Linked DNA regions of Homo sapiens: region 1 is linked to region 2. The links are chromatin contacts, found by Hi-C in ENCODE. All regions are on one chromosome and are shown on one strand. The core of a region is the stretch at or near the end of the contact, and the rest is flanking DNA. Distances in the headings are between cores, read along the strand shown.

What was found. A loop is a pair of places that touch in the nucleus more often than their neighbours do. Pooled maps may share reads with other maps.
Region 1: a loop to region 2 is called in a map of A673, with 2.8 times the contacts of the local background. The contact joins the promoter of OR9G4 here to the promoter of OR5AR1 in region 2. A Hi-C loop is called at or near these places in 1 of 168 maps with a recorded cell type or tissue (A673) and 1 of 50 pooled maps.

What each region holds. Positions count from the first base shown.
Region 1 is chr11:56,747,398-56,753,290 of GRCh38, forward strand. OR9G4 (olfactory receptor family 9 subfamily G member 4) reads right to left here and starts at 1,300. Exons shown (of 2, transcript NM_001005284.2): 1 at 1,259-1,300. It also overlaps the pseudogene OR9G2P.
Region 2 is chr11:56,661,068-56,667,693 of GRCh38, forward strand. OR5AR1 (olfactory receptor family 5 subfamily AR member 1) reads left to right here and starts at 2,619. Exons shown (of 1, transcript NM_001004730.1): 1 at 2,619-3,551. The coding sequence starts at 2,619. The coding sequence ends at 3,551.

The sequences.
Region 1 (5,893 bases), core at 50-2,549, 85 kb after region 2:
GACAATCTTCACCCTTATTACTCTACTCCAATTCTACTGTGTTATCCCCCTCATCTATTGTCATCCTCTAACTCCTGTTTATTAAATCTATTGCCTGCTTCTTCTCACCAGAATGCAACATCTATACAGCAAAATATTTCTCTGTCTTGTTTATTGCTGTATTCCAGCACAAAGAACAGTTCCTAGTCATGAATTAGCACTCAGTAAATATTTCTAGAGTGAGTAATTGGTTAATTACCTTCATATCTTGAAGCTGGTTTAGCAAAGTACTTTCTATTTCTTTTTTTTTTTCTTTGAGACGGAGTCTCACACTGTCACCCAGGCTGGACTGCAGTGGCACAATCTCCACTCACAGCAACCTCTGCCTCCCAGGTTCAAGTGATTCTCCTGCCTCAGCCTCCCAAGTAGCTGGGATTACAGACACCCACCACCATGCCTGGCTAATGTTTTGTATTTTTAGTAAAGACAGGGCTTCACTATGTTGGCCAGGCTGGTCTTGAACTCCTCACCTCGTGATCCGCCCTCCTCAGCCTCCCAAAGTGCTGGGATTACAGGCTTGGGCCACCGTGCCCAGCCAGTACAGTCTATTTCTAACCTGGTTCAAAATATTCAGAACAAGATCTATCCTCAAGTGGACTTTCCCAGCACAGTGTACTGTATCAAAATAAGAAAGAAGAGTAAATAAAAGAGAAGTCTCACTTCCGAGACCTAATTTGAAACAAGTTACCAAGTATCTGTGAATGTGAAATAAAAGGCACAGAAAATGTCTGAGCCAATCATGCTAAAGAATCTTCTATAGAAATGGCCTATCAAGATGCATCTTCCCCTGCAGCAGCCCAGATCTCTGATCCCTTCACTAGAGCAAGAAAAACTCTTTGGTAGGAATGTGCCTTCCTGGCATCTCAAAATTAATACCAAGAAGTGAAAATGCCATACACTAGTAGTTTAGAGTAGCACAATCACTGGGGTCAAAAAAGCAAGTCACATTTTTTTGTCCTCTTGATTTTTTCACTGTGTGAGTGAATATATGATGGCCCAGCATAGATACAAGACTGAGTTTCAAATTCTACGTGAGAGCAGGATGTATCACTGAATGGAATTTGATTTACTAGGGAGTCTGCACGTGCACCTGTGTGCATGTGTGGTGCAGCAGTAAATCGTTTGACAGCCGTGCCAGATTCTGTATCCCCCTTCTGATTTGCAGCTGAGGTCAGAGAAAGGCCAGACTTCCTATTTGCCCCTGATCCCAGGTGCTTACCCTTGGTTTGGAAGGCCAGCTCTTGGAAGTCACACTTTTCCCTCTCTTCTGGTGTTTAATGTGCCTTTGTTGCACTCAATATATGTATGTCCTCAACAGCCCTTTGAGACACCTCCCTCACACCAGCACAGAAATACGTACCTCTGTCTCCAAAGACTCAATTAGAGTTCATCTGGAGTTTGGGGATGTTAAATAAATTAGAAAATGATGAAATGAGGAATATTTCATTAAAAGTTGACTCTCTTAATGGATCTAACTCATAATATAATCCTGTTATGTTGGGTCTGTCTTATAATTGAATTTTTCCAAATTGTACTAATTAGACTTTTCTAAAAAGTATCATGTGGTCTATATTTTTTTTCCATGTCACACGCTCTTTTCTCTGTCCAGGCTACTCGCTCTTGTCTCCTCCACCGGCAATCTACTACCTATCCCACACATGCACAATGGTCTGAATTGTGTCTTTTGGAAATCCATTTGTTGAAGCCCTAACTTACTGTACCTTAGAATCTGACTATATTTGAAGATGAGATCTTTAAACAAGTGATGAAGTTAAAATGAGGCAGTTAAAGTAGGCTCAATCCAATCTGACTGGTGTCTTTATAAAAAGGAAAGTTGAACATACACAAGAAACCAATCCTGCCAGCACCTTCAACTTGGGCTTTTAGCCCTCAGAACTGTGGGAGAGTAAATTTCTGTTTTGTAAGCCATCCAGGCTGCACTATTTTGTTATAGCAACACTTGCAAACTGATACACTCAATTACCAACACTATTTTGGTAAAACCTCATGTTTTATTTGTAAAAAGACTACTATAACCAGGAAATTTGATATGTCATGGTGAAATTGTCTCTAATTTTTAATTAATTTATAACATAACATTAAAAAAAACATACAAAAATTCATATATACTTGATTGTTATCAGTCATTGTTTTCCTGGTAAAGATTTTCATTCTAAATCTTCCCTCGGATATAAAGTTTTCTGAAATCTCTCTCTGGTCCTACTTCTCGATCTGTTTCTATGTCCTACCTACATCTCCCTTTCTGCCTGTCTCATACAACTGCTGCACTACTGTCCTTAATTCTTTCATTGTTAAGGAAAATACTCTTTTATTGAAAGTGCATGGTGGTTCTAAGTATTGATATTCATTCTCTATTTTGTCTATTGCTAAGGAAATCTGTCATCTTTGCATCATGCAAGCTAAAAAATGAGAGCCAGAAACGAAAAAAACAAACTTGTTTCTAGGAGAACTTTATGGTAGATACTCTTTTTTTTTTCTTTTCATTTTTGTTTTTTAATTTTAAATTCTGGTCTACATGTGCAGGATGTGCAGGTTTGTTATATAGGTAAACATGTGCCATGGCTGTTTGCTGCACCTATCAACCCATCACCTAGGTATACATATACACCAGGGAATACTATGCAGCCATAAAAAGGAATGAGATCATGTCCTTTGCAGGGACACGGATGAAGCTGGAAGCCATTATCTTCAGCAAACTAATGCAGGGACAGAAAACCAAACACCACATGTTCTCACTTATAAGTGGGAGCTGAACAATGAGAATCCATGGACACAGGGAGGGGAACAACACACACTGGGGCCTGTCGGGGTAGGGCAGCGAGGGGAGCACACCAAGACAAACAGCTAATTCATACAGTAGATGTCGCAACAAGAAGCTGCAACAAGACTGGCACATAACTCTGTAGACGTGGCTTGGGATTAAAGCAGGGGCTTGGAGATTGCCTCATAGCAGTCATAACCCATGGCAGCCAGGAGGTAGCGCTCACTACAGGCCAGCCCATATCTACTATAGGGCAGTAGATACTTTTTGTGTGACTTCCTAACTCACTCTCTCATCTAACAAGTGAGGTAAATACCTTTGTTTTTTGTTTTCATTGTTATTTTTTGTAAGTTCTGGGTTTGCATTCTTTTTTCAAACCAATGACCCTCATTATTTCAAGTAAATCACTTAATCTATTTAATCTTAACAATGATTACATAACAAGTTATATTATTCTCATTTATTGTATAAAATGCTATAGACGTAGGCAACTTATGAAATGTCAAATGAAAAAAAAATTTAATCTGCTTTCTTTCAATATTCTCAGACCCCTTAACAATTTTATAGATTCCGTTCCAAGCTACCATGCATAGTAGCTTTTGCAAATGCCCCAGCCTCATTTATTTAAAAAATACATTCCAATACCTTAGCTCCAACTTAAAAACAAAAATGCAGACTTCCGTTTCCAAGTTATAAAATTATTTTATCTTTTATTTATTTCTGAGAATATAAGCTGAAAACAATGACGTGGAGATAATCTGTTAAAAATTGTTTACCAATATTTTTCTTTAAGAAACTGAAGTCTATCTAACATTTTCTTCAAGGCATCTTTGACATCCTTATTTCTTAAGCTATAGATCAAGGGGTTTAGCATTGGAATCACCACAGTATAGAACACTGACCCCAATTTATCCATTTTTAAGGCATAGCTAGTTCTTGGTTGGGAGTAAATAAAGAAGATTGCACCATAGTACAAGGTGAGAGCCGTCAGGGGAGACCCACAAGTGGAGAAGACCTGGAGGCGGCCCTTAATGGAACGGATCTTCGAGATGGCTGCAATGATGAAGAGATGGACGCAAGAATAAGTGCAGTGGGAGTGATGATTGGAGGCAAGCATAAAATGCAGCACAGCCTGGTAGCGCTCCTTCACATCACACACCAACTTTACAAGTGGGGGCAGATCACAGAAGAAATCATCAATGATATTGCTGCCACAGAAGCTCAAGGTAGGTGTCTCACTGGTGATGATGGTTGAGTTTACAAAGCCGCCAAGGTGTGAAGCCTCAACAAGACTGGCACATAACTCTGGGAATGTGGCCCGGGAATAAAGCAGGGGCTTGGAGATTGCCATGTAGCGGTCATAAGCCATGGAAGCCATCATATAGCACTCATTTTAGGCCAACACAGCAGAGAAGAACTGAGCAAGGCAGCCAGGAAAGGAGATGGTTTTGTCATCAGAAATGCAAGTCAGCAGGATATCGGGGATGTGGACAGAGGAATACCAGAGATCCAGAAGGAACCGGTTTCCAGTGAAGAAATACATGGGTGTGTAGGGCCAAGAATCAGCACAGATGAGAGAATTCAGAATGATGTTGCCTGAGAGGCTGATGACATAAATGATGAGAAAGATGAAAAAGAGCACTTGCTGTAACCCCAAATCTTCTGTGAACTCTAAAAGGATAAACAGTAAAAAAAGTAATCTTATTATGCTAACCACATTTTATAATATCATTGGAAGTACATTATTCTATAATTTCTTTGGAGTAAATAATTGTATTTCATTCAAATTTTTGTTCACAAAACTAAGAATACAAGTTTGCATAAAGTAGAACGTATGTAATTTGAATAAAAAGAACAGATGTGCTTACAAAATGGTATTTTCAAACCACAGCTACCTTCGTGACCCTAAAATGTGTCTGGAAATGAAATAAAAGTATTAATCATTGGAAAATTGTGTTCATAATTTGGGTTGAATTTCCTACAGAATTAATAGGTTTTTTTTAAAAAGAATGAAACTACCTAAAATGAATTGTTTGTGAAAGTATGATAGAAGGAATAATGACCCACAAATATACTCATTTTCTAATTCCAGGAACCTGGGAATATTACTTTACATGGGGAAAGGGTCTTTCCATATGTTATTAAGAGAATTGAGATGGGGATATTATCAGGGTGGGCACAAAATGTAATTACAAATATCCTTACAAGAGGGAGGCAGAGGGAGACTTGACTCAGAAAAGGAGGAGGTAGTGAGTGTGATCATGGGAGAAGAGGTTGGAGTAATGCAACCACAAGCCAAGTCATGCCAGCAGCCACAAGGAGCTGAAATAGAAAAGGAATGGATTCTCCTTTAGAACATCTGGACAGAGCACGACCCTGCCGACACCTTGATTTTGGCCCAGTGGTACTGACTTCAAACTTCTGAACTACAGAACTGTAGAAAACAGATTTTTGTTGTTTGAAGCCAGGAAGTTTGTGGTTATTTGTTACGGCAGTAATAGGAAACTAAATAGAAAGTTATGGAAACAACCCCAGAGTCTTCTTTCCCTCAGAGGTGGGAGCTGGAGAGGACTGTTGCCAGTCATGAGGGACACAATGTCACTTAGAGGGCCCCTACTACCACCTACCACAATCAAAGAAGGGTGACATTATGATTGCCAGTGTTCTGGGTTGGCAAGAGCTGTTAAATTTCTGCTAGAAGAGCCAAGGCTTTACAAGTCTCCATTTCTAGGAAAAGAAAACACAACAACCTAGTCTTGGCTATTTTGCTAAGACATGGACTTAACATTGAGCTAGAAAAATAAAAAATAAAAAGCGTTTTCTTGGAACTGTACTTATATGATGAAAGACAATTTATTTTCACTAGGCTTTTAAGAATCTATTTTTTATTTAAACAAATATCAATGCTACATTTATTGTCAAAGTACAAGTTATTCATATAAACAAAGAGGATTGGATTAAATAATATTTGGGTTGTCTTTGTGTATCGAGGTAAAGTTCTAAGGTTGTTTTTAACAAAGCGTGTTCCTAGAAACAGCTTAGTACCAAGAATCAGGAGACCTGGATTCTGAA
Region 2 (6,626 bases), core at 1,369-3,868:
GAAAAATTATGACTCCGAGAAGCTAAGTATTGTGCTGGAAATCAGGAGTAGCAGATGGTAAAACCTGAAATTGTCTGTCCACTATAAATGAGAACAGGCAGGATGCTTTATGGCTGATGAAGCACCTTCTCATACACTGCTTTATTTAACCAGAGCCTCGAATCTACAAGGGAGGAAGGAATTATCTGATAATTACATTTTCCAATCAAATGAAATGGATTGACTGGCACATACCCAGCTGTGGATTAGAGTCCTGATTCCTAGTGCTTCTTACAAGGTTATCTCTTACTCCTTTAAATATTGCAATCTGGTATCTGCATTTTAATTAGTGTCTGAATCTGTTTCCTCATCTATAAAAGTATAAGTATAGGCCAGGCATAGTGGCTCATGCATGTAATCCTAGCACTTTGGGAGGTCAAGGCAGTTGGATCACTTGAGGTCAGGAGTTCGAGACCAGCCTGGCCTACATGGTGAAACCCCATTTCTACTAAAAATAGAAAAATTAGCCAGGCGTGGTGGCGAGCACCTGTAGTCCCAGCTACTCAGGAGGCTGAGGCAGGAGAATTGCTTGAACGCAGGAGGCGGAGGTTGCTGCGGTGAGCTGAGATTGTGCCACTGCACTTCAGCCTGGGAGACACAGCGAAACTCCGTCTTAACAATACATAAATACATGCATACATACATACATAAAGTATAAGTATAAGGTTGGCTAGATAGGTCCTTTTTCAACAATAGGATTATTTTTTCTCTTGCTAAAAGTTGAAGAACATGCTGAAAAATATCAGATCATTTTTCGTTTTTTTTGTGGTTGTTGTTTGTTTTTTTCGTTTTTCCTGGTAGGTTATTTTAAAATTCCTGCATGAAGAAACAAGGGGAAAATGAATACAATGAATACAGCACTACATAGGGAACTGGTAGTCCCAAATTCAATGGCTGATCCTGCAACTCACAGAATCAGCAAGTGACTTTGTCAGTCCCCTCAGCCTAGGTTTTTATTTCCTCATCAATTTAACCTATGAAGAGATGTCTGCATTCACATGTAGTGAGAAATAGCTGAACTGCAGTAGGGACAAATATTCTCTTCTTTTTTTGTAGCAGCTTTATTCAGGTATAACTGACATGCAACAAATTAAATATGTTTGAAATATAAAATGTGATATGTCTTAATATATGTATACACTCACAAAACCGTTATCACCTGCAAAATAGTAAATAAATCCATTACCCCCAAAAGTTTCCTCATGCCTCTTGATACTCCCTCCCCTCTGCTCCACCTCACACATATCTCTATCCAGGTGACTATTGATCTGCCTCCTGTCAATATTAATTATCTTACACTTTCTAGATTTTTACAAATGAAATCATAAAAGTTATCTTTTTTATCTGGCTGTTTTCTCTCAGTCTAATTATTTTGAGATTCATCTAACACATTGCATGTGTCAATAATCTGATTCTTTTAATCATTAATTAGCATTTCATTTTATGGACATACCCCAATTTACTTACCCTGTCACTTATGTACAGTTAGGCTGTTTGCAGGGTTATTTAATGACTGAATCATAGAGTTGGTATGCATATTTTTGAGTTTATAAGAAACTATGAAACAGTTTTCTAAAGTGGTTGTACTACTTTACATTTCTACCAATAACGATAAAATTTCCAATTACTACATTTCCTTGTCAACACTTGGTATAGTCAGTCTTTTAAAATTTTAATCATTAGTGTGTAACATTATTTTATTGTGTTTTTAACTTGTATTCCCCTAATGAATATTTGAGCATTTTTACGCAATTATTTGTGATTCAGTGATCTCCTTTGGTGAGTATCTATTGAAATTTTTGACCAATTCTTATTGGATTGTCTGATTTCTTATTATTAGGTATTAAAATGTCTTTGTATGTTATGGATACAAGTTTTTTAAATCAGAAATATGTCTTTTTTAATTTCTCTTGTGCCACTCAGTAACTCTGGCTTTTTAAAAATTATCATTTACTGTGTTTTCTTATATGTCTGATCTTCTGTTCCAAGTATTTCACTTTCTGTATATGTGTGATGTGTTATACTTTGAGGTCCTCGTGTCACTTATTTTCCTATCTATGTCTACCTGTAATGAAAATTAAAGTTTATTCATTATCTGAATTTATATTTGCTTTCTTTTAGAAAGAAGAAATATCCACACTGTTCTTCTTTACTCATTAATAAGACACACAATTGTGCAGACTGAGTCAAACATCTAGTATCATGTGATAAATGACCCCGGAGCACCAAGGTCATTGAAGAAGCAGAACTTGCCATTCCCAAGAAGTTAACACCTCCTCATGCTGTCAGTGGGCACATGGAGAGGACACATCACCATTTTAACAAAGCATTTGAGTTATTCTATTGGTCATAGAATCTAATTACTGGAAAGATTTTTATGAATCATCCTAAACAAAGCCTTCATTTACTGTAGAACTATATGTATACACATATACACAATAGATAAATATATATATATATATGTATATTGCAATATCTCTGGCATATGATTGCTCGTCTTTAGTTTGAATATTTTCAGTGACAGGGAATTTACTACATCCATCAAAAAACTAAATCCAGGCACACATACACTTGAAGCAATGGATAAAGAAAACAGCTCAATGGTGACTGAGTTTATCTTCATGGGCATCACCCAGGACCCTCAGATGGAGATCATCTTCTTCGTGGTCTTCCTCATAGTTTACCTGGTTAATGTAGTGGGGAATATTGGTATGATTATCCTGATTACAACAGACACTCAGCTTCACACACCCATGTATTTTTTCCTCTGCAACCTCTCCTTTGTTGACCTGGGCTACTCCTCAGCCATTGCCCCCAGGATGCTGGCTGACTTCCTAACAAATCACAAAGTTATCTCCTTCTCCAGCTGTGCCACCCAGTTTGCTTTTTTTGTAGGTTTTGTGGATGCTGAGTGCTATGTCCTGGCAGCCATGGCCTATGGTCGTTTTGTGGCCATTTGTCGACCCCTCCACTATAGCACCTTCATGTCCAAGCAGGTCTGCTTGGCTCTCATGCTGGGCTCTTACCTGGCTGGTCTAGTGAGTTTAGTAGCCCACACTACCCTCACCTTCAGCCTGAGTTACTGTGGTTCCAATATCATCAATCATTTCTTCTGCGAAATCCCACCACTCTTGGCCCTCTCTTGCTCAGACACCTACATCAGTGAGATCTTGCTCTTCAGTCTGTGTGGCTTCATTGAATTCAGCACCATCCTCATCATCTTCATCTCCTATACCTTTATCCTTGTTGCAATCATCAGAATGCGTTCAGCTGAAGGCCGCCTTAAGGCTTTCTCCACCTGCGGGTCTCACCTTACTGGCATCACCCTCTTCTATGGCACAGTCATGTTTATGTACCTGAGGCCAACATCCAGCTACTCCCTGGACCAAGACAAGTGGGCCTCTGTGTTCTACACGGTTATCATCCCCATGTTAAATCCCTTGATCTACAGTTTGCGGAACAAGGATGTGAAAGCTGCTTTCAAAAAGCTAATTGGAAAAAAATCTCAATAATAACACAAAATGAAAATCTGTTTCTGTCATAGGTAAATGACAGTAGTAGAAGGGCATAGAAAATGCAAATAACTTTTCGATAAACACTACCCAAGTTACCATCTCCTTGCTAAGTGAATATTAAATTCTGAAGGGTGGGCTCTAATCCTTAACTCTGCAATCTGAAAGAAATATAAACTAAATTAGTATATTTGAAAGACATACTGGGCAAAATACATTCATTTCTTATTTAAAGTTGGTTCACATATTAATTAGAAACTGGGACAGGACTCAGTAAGAGAAAGAAATAGTCAATAACTCTGAACAATTTTTTTTCCCCTGGGGTCATGAGGAATGCCAGGTCCAAATGTTGAAATTTTTTTTACTCTCAAAAGAAGTCAGAGAAAATGTAGTTAAAAACATGGAGAATGAGGCTGGTGTGAGGGACAATGTAACTCAGTCTGAGTTCTATCCATTCATATATTTAGCAAAAAATTTTAAGTGTTATGTATGTGCCAGGTTCTAGAGGATATAAACACAAGGCTTTTTGCCAACAAGGAGTTTGCTGTGCTTCCAGTGACTGTATTGTCTCTCTGAATCTGCTGTCACTGGTAACAAATCAGTGACTATGCGAAGTCCAAGGATAAGAGCCAGATATTTAAGTTCTGCTGGTGACTAGCTATAATCAGGGAATAAAATCGTCTTCTTTTTCTGTCCTCAGCTTTCCCTTTAGTGGGTCAAGTGGGTGGGTTCAACTAATAACCACAGGATTTCTTTGACCTTCTCTACCTAATGTTAAAAAGGAGTAGGCATCATAGTTTTGTCAACTGTATATATTGACATCTTCTTGGCCCTCAGAGGAAATCCAATAATTCTGGGGCTCTAAGAAAGATAAAGCTGGATGCAATCTCTAAGGCTGATTTTAGCAAGATTGTTATGTCTACAAGGTTAGCTTACCTGCTCCCATCTAAAATTAGTACTGTCTTGTATCTTAATTAGACCCTAGCTTTCCCTGGGATGCCATGGGTCTCCATGCCCTTCACCAGCATCAGCAGGCCCTTTTCAAAGAACAGTCTCATTAATCCTGATGTAGGAATGACTAACAAGAAAAAATTATATAATTTTTATTCACATGTTCTAAAGGCTACAAAATATTCAATTGAAAACAAGAATGTCAGGTATCAGCAGCAGATTGAGATCTTGGATAAGCTAACATTTTCCCAGATGTGCTGAAATTCTGTCACAATAACAGTTTTGAATACTTGTAATCAATCATCTTTCTATTTCAACCCTTCCTCCAGTGTAACATAGTTAAAAGTCAGGGAAACACAATGGTTGCCTTAAAGTATAGAGCTGCCATATTCATCATGAAAGGCACTGAAGAGTTTTTAAGATAAAAAACCTAGGATTTACTGGGGTTTATCTGTACACAAGTTGTAATTGATCTAGTTTAAAATTAGTCACATCATAACTCATTTTGGGGAAAGAACCACCTGCAGCTAATGCACAGATACAGAGTTGACAGTTCAGAAACAGTCCAGCTCTAGCCTTCAGTTTCTTTTTTTCACCATTGTGAAAATCATGTATGCTCTGTGAAATGTAAGAAAAAAAAGGGCTTTCCTATCCCATTAACTACAAACCAAGGGTATGTTATAACTGAAAGAGCAATTGCCTTAGAATCAGGAATCTTGGAATCCCATTGCTAAGTCTCTAATCAGTGACCTTGTGGCTACAGGGCTAACTTTTCTCATTTCCTGTACTCACACAATAAACAAACCACTTTAAATCTTATTAAATTCATATAATGATCATTTGAAGTAGACATTATCCTCATTTTATTTATTTTAAGTTATTATTTTTTATTTATTTTTAATTTTTGTGGGTACATAGTAGGTGTACATATTTATGGCTTACATGAGATGTTTTGATACAGACATGCAATGTGAAATAAGCATGTCATGAAGAATGGAGTATCCATCCCCTCAAGTATTTATCCTTTGAGTTACAAATAATCAAATTACATTCTTTAAGTTATTTCAAAATACACAATTAAGTTATTATTGACTACGGTCACCCTATTGTGCTATTAAATAATAGGTCTTATTCATTCTTTTCTGTTTACTATTCAGCCATAAAAAAAAAAAGAATGAGATCCAGTCATTTGCAAAAACATGGATGGAATTGGAGATCATTGCGTTAAATAATGAATTGCTAAAAAGCAAATATTTACTTCCACTTGTTTTATATATTTATAAAAGCTAAGCGCCCTTATGAGAAGGGTTTCGCAATGTTTTCTGCATTTTCAATTCATTCATTTTTAGAATGAATTTCATCATTACCTCTTGGGTAAGATGGGCTAATAATATTGTGAATCAAAAAATAAATGTTTTAATTGAATATACATTTAGATATTTTGTGTTTTTTTAAAACTAATACAATATGTTTCTGAATTATAAATAGTTAACTGCTAAACATGCTTGTTTATTTGATAATGTCTGAGAGAATTTTAAATGTTACTTTTACTTTTAATAAAATGTTCAAAAGGAAATTTGTTAAACTATATATTTCTATTCCTACTTTACATATTAATCAAATATAAAATATATCGAGTCATCCATAAAGCAAGGTGAATATAAAAAGCAACAACAAAGAAAAAAAACTACTGTGTAAAGAATTTGATTATTTGGCTAGTGATTTTGCTTTTAGCTTTTGAAATATTTTTAATTTTAAGTCAGTGATGTCTACTCTACCTATGCAATTAGATATGTCTTATTTACTGTTTATATATGATCTTTATATTTAGTTAGAAAAAAATTGTTTCATTTTAGTTGTTGGATATATCTGAAAGATGAACTTTAAAAAAAAATTTTACTCTACATTGTTGAATAAACCAGTGAGAAACTTTTAGAGTTTGTCTCTAATTTAATAATGTGTAAATCACAGACCATATTAATTAAATATTAATAATATTAATCATTTATTAATTTTATTAATACTAAATTATATTTAGCTACTCTTCTACTTCAAAGAATAATTTTCCTTCAACATACTGGCTGAAAAGCATCAAAATGCTGGAAATGCTCTTTTTCACAAATG